Regions from separate parts of the Mus musculus genome. Here region 2 is linked to region 1. The links are chromatin loops, found by intact Hi-C in ENCODE. Cell type or tissue: heart. All regions are shown on one strand.

Region 1 (2,500 bases):
GTTCTTTGCCATAAAGTGTTTATGACATATGCTCCTTGGGGTATCTATATTTCCAGGATATGTACATGTCTACCTATGTGTGCTAAACTCAAGAAGGGTTAATTCCAAGATCTGAAAGTCACTCTGTGAAACTATATCGTGAACACACATTCAGCAATCCACAAATGTGTAAGCCATGGTTTTAAATAGTGGTCGGTTGGGGAACAGACGCCCATTTCCTCCCACCCACTGCTCCCTAACATTGCTGTGGGGTGAGCTGGAGATGCTGATACGAGTGTTCATTTGAGAAGGAAACGGTTTATGATTGCCATGCTGCATCTCACAGAAAACAGTGTATAATTGGATTCCCGAATATAGCGAGCGAACACATGCATCATGTTTTCTATGTGGCTAAAATGACTTGCCATTTTTATTGTAGAGACTTTGCAGGGGCTGGAAGTGTGGAAAGAATTGTTTCTTAGGGTGTGGCAGTCACTGAGGTCAGTCACTCTGGGAATCTGGGTCTTAGAATGACCCTGATGAGAAGAAATTTATCCTCCCTCCCTCCCTCCCTCCCTCCCTCCCTCCCTTCCTTCCTTCCTTTCCCCCTTCTCCCCCCCTGTCTAAATGAATTACAATACCAACCAACACTTGGACATTCCAAGGAGCTATCAGTTGGGCACTAGAGCCACATTCAAGCCATATTCTGGAAACTATCCATCACCATCTGTGAGCTGGAAGGACTAACAGTATTTGCTTACATTAGTTATTTATAATGCTGCTCTCTCCTTTCTTTCATTTTTCTCATCCCTCCATCGCTTTATGCGGACAAATGGTGCAGCTTTGGTCGGTGGTCAGAATGCACGGTCAGTCTCCTTTGCTTTCCCTTAGAAAGTGTGGCTTTACTCATTCAGTGTTCAGTGGGGACACGCCCAGCTGTCAATCACCATTACTACTGCTATCACTCTTCAGCGCTTTACCTCGTTCTGTAATGGAATCTAAGGAAGGCTTCACTCACACAGTGACAGTGACAGTGACAGTTGCATTCCCACCCTTGTGGGGACACAGACGGTTCAGGTGACGGACCTGAGTCACCTCCTAAATGACACATTGTGGATTTGTATTTCAAGGTAGATTTTTATTCATCAACAGAATAAAGTAGTAAAATAAAATATAAAATAAAAATAAAAATAAAATAAATAAAAAATAAAAAAATATGATAAAAAGGAAACGGGATAAGTTAGTGAATGTTCACGACTTTAGGGTAAGGTTGTGGTTTGTTGCGATTTCTATGTTTTTATTTTTGTTTTTGTTTTTCGAGACAGGATTTCTCTGTGTAGCCCTGGTGGATGCCCTTGAATGTGAGCTTGCTTTGTAAAGGCTTTCAGAGCTCATCTAAGAAGAACTCTAGCGCCACCTCATGCCCAATTTCGAGAATTACCTGGTTAACTGTATTGAGAGATAGTTTTAAGATTGATCCAGCCATTAGGTGGCGCCGTGGACATGTACATTAAAGCCACAGCTCAGAACATCTTGTTAGATGTGGTGAAAACATTATTTCTTTCTTTCCAGGTTAAGATTTTTTTTTCTTAGTCTATGACTCATGGGAGTCTTAAATACCTTGTATTTATCTCCTGAGGTTTGAAGATTTAAGGTTTTAAATAGTTTAGAGCAGAATCTTCTTTCGCCCCACCCACATTTTTCTCAAACGATCTCAACATGAAGAAAAAATTTAAAGCATGTGTACAGATACGCAATACAAAGACTCAACACCTCGCCCGCACAAAGAAAGGAAAACAACTAGACCAGCCAGATTGACTAGTTTATAACAGGGCTTCACCATGCTTAGAAAGTGCGGTGGTAACTTCTATTTCTGTGCACCTGATCTGGTTAAAAACCTTATCACATAGGAAGGACGTTGGGCTGAGGTGAGGACTCAAGGCGGAGGGACTGACGATGGATCCAAGGGGGGGGGGGGAACCCAACAACGCTAAAATAGAAAGATTAAAAAAGGGAATCACTTACGGAAGAATGCTTGATTTATTCTATGGATGCTTTAAGTCTCGTTTGATTTTAGTCCCATCAAAGTTGGTGCCAGTCACAGTGGCAAGTGAAGTGTCCTCCATCTACTCTAACAAGCAGAAACAGATGTAATCAACTTACGTTCTCTCCCACCCAAAGAAGAATAAAATAAATCAATGTTCAAAAACACAGCGACCAAGCCTGACCTGAGTGAGGTCGATACCCAGCACACACACACACACACACACACACACACACACACACAAACACACACACACACACACACGGTGGAAGGAAGCCACTCCAGCGCATCACTCTCCAATCTCTACCTGCCTGCTGTGTCAGGCATGTACACACTTATCCAACCATCCACACAACATATATTAATGATGGATAAACACAACAGTAATTCAAACAATTGTACCCCTATGCATATCTAAACATCAAATGTAACTTGGAAATTATTATCAATATGATATGTATTATCTATCTATTAACC
Region 2 (2,500 bases), 330 kb before region 1:
TGAAGATGCTCGTGTCTGAGCCCTATGACCGAATCTGACTCCACGAGTCTGAGTGGAAGGTGGGAACTGACTCCCACAATTGCTCTCTGACTCCACACGTGCACCAGGGCACCACCTCCCACTGAAAATGGAAGAAATGAAAGCATACGTCCAATTGGTCAAACTGATGCTGCAGTCTGACGCTTTCTTTAATGTCAATGGATTTCTGACTGAGAGAACTGAAAAATCCAGACCAACTGAGTCACAAAGAAAAACCCTTTATGTGCGCAGCAAGAGACAATTTTGTGTCACTTCCTCTAATGTTGATAGGAGTTCCATGTACAGTTTGAGCAAGAATAACAATACAGCAGGACAGCAAGTGAGGAGAGAGGAGACTGTTGTTCAGTGGTCCTCAACTTCAGCTGAACTAGGAGTGTACTGGCAGCTGGCCACCTAATGCGAGCACAGTTAAACTGCTATAGTGCGCACTTACGATGGGGAACGATGATGAATTATGTACGTAGTTTGCCATGATTTAAAAACCAAATAACTTTGTTAAGACACAGACTCACTATGTACGTCTGTCTGGCCTGGTATCTTATTGGAAGCCACCAGGGTGGCTGTAAACTCACAGAGATCTACCTGCCTCTGCTTCCCGAAGTACTGAGATGAAAGGTGTGAGCCACCACACCCGGTACAAATAATAACTTTTTCAGAGAGCTTCTGTGGGGTCAGCAAGAGGAGCCCAGGCGGTGAAGGGGGCTGCAGTCAGGACTGGCAACCTGAGCTTGATCCCTGGGACCCTTGATAGAAAGAGAAAACCAGCTCTTGGCATGAGTACCACGGGGTGAGCACATGCCCCGAAGGGGACATCTACATATGTGTTTGCGTGCTTGCTCTTGTGTGCATGAATGAGTGTGTGCGCACACGCTCACCAAATAAATAAATGTTAAAAAAAAAAAAGACATTAGATTGGGCCTGCATAGATAATTTCCTGGAGTATGGCCCATCAAATCACGTGGTATATTCACAGGTGGGATAGATTCACAGGTTCTAGGAACTGGGGTGAGGAAATCTCGGTGGGACAGTACTTTAGAAATTCTACTGTATCCGATGTCCACATTTCAACTGCTGTAGATTCCTTTAGAAGACATTTTTATCTGTCATGTTCTCTTTCCATAACTCTTTCCACGACAAAAATGCTTCACCAAGGCAAAGTTTCTGCTTAATGAGTAGACACATCTGTCATCACTCCACAGAGAGAGAGAGCTAGGCACTTAACCATTTTAACTTGCTGTCACGTGGACATTACTGTCCTTACAGGACTTGCCACATTGAAACCTATGATCCGCTTTATCGCTCGTAGTTTCAACATCCAGCATTAGCAGTGGCTTGATAAGATGTGGCCAGGAAAAATGCACGCTGCTCAGGTTTCTGGCACTGAATTTTTATGGTGCTGCGCGAGTGAAGAACATACGGCCACAAGGTGGCAGTAGCGCACACACCATTTCTATGGGCGAGCCCTGATAGGTTCTCATCTGGTGAAAGGAAGTGGCCAACCACAGGCCCCACCACCAGCTGAAGTAGGGAAGGTAAATCCTCAAGGTTGGGGTGGGGGAAGACCACAGAAAGGGCACATCTGGCTTAGTGATGTCACCCAGCATCCTGACATCTTTGGGTCAGAGAACACTGCTCTTAACTCCAATCAGCCATCCTACGTGGCCATTATTTTAGGATTTTTACCCCTGGTGTCCTCTCTCTCCTTTTTCCACTTCCTCCTCTTCTGCCTCCTCAGGGTCTCCTCCAACTCCAAGCCTGGAAAACCCAAACCACTCACATGTCTCTTCTGCCCAGCCATTGGCTGTTGGCGTCTTTATTTAACCAATACTTTTAATCAGGAAGCAAGGTCACATTGTCCATGCAGATCCTCTCCTTCCAGGGAGCAGCCAGGCTATGGGGCCGGTACTTATCATTACAAAAACATATCAGAAGAGCAGACCTCAGCAGGTGCTTGCTGCCAAGTCTGAGAACCTGAGTCCAATTCCCAGGACCCTCAAGGAGGAGAGAAGCAGCAGGCTCCGCAAGCTGTTTCACCCAGACTGTTTAAAGCATCATTTCTTAATGTGCAGTGCATCTGCGCATTTAACCCCCCGCCCCCACCCCGCCAAGGGAGAGCTGAAAGACCCTGTTACTGCCTCTCTGAGCAATGTCCTTAGCAGTGTGTACCTGCTTGTAATTCTACTGTATTTAAAGACTGCTTCATGACTTCTGCAAAAGAAAGATTTGTTGAGTAAAATGAAAAATAGGGCTTCCAGTCAAAATCCACTATGAACAAAAGCCTGGGGGCAGATGCAGCAGTTAAACACAGAAAGCAGCTACAGGTGTCCTCCTTCATCCAGTCTGTGTGCACCAGAGACGTGGAGGCAGTCGCGGCACAGCTGCACATTTGGCTTTCAATTGCCCCTGTAGCGGGCAAATTCTCTAACACAATCTATGCGATTCAAACACCACCTGTCGTATT

Evidence for each region. Hi-C counts contacts between places; a loop is a spot of excess contacts. Peaks named below come from ENCODE experiments on the same cell type or tissue, not always from the same donor. Only the 100,000 strongest peaks of a DNase experiment are listed, where the experiment ranks them.
Region 2: a loop joins it to region 1, with 6 times the contacts of the local background. A loop is called at or near these places in 28 of 42 quality-filtered maps.

Annotation. Positions count from the first base shown.
Region 1 is chr3:135,730,071-135,732,570 of GRCm38, forward strand. No RefSeq gene overlaps it. Among named protein-coding and RNA genes, the nearest start is that of Nfkb1, 40 kb to the left of the region's middle. In heart, a CTCF peak has its summit at 1,412; a DNase peak (open chromatin) is centred at 1,411; H3K27ac peaks cover 473 bases.
Region 2 is chr3:135,400,996-135,403,495 of GRCm38, forward strand. No RefSeq gene overlaps it. Among named protein-coding and RNA genes, the nearest start is that of Cisd2, 21 kb to the right of the region's middle. In heart, a CTCF peak has its summit at 1,461 (motif pointing right); a DNase peak (open chromatin) is centred at 1,476; H3K27ac peaks cover 897 bases.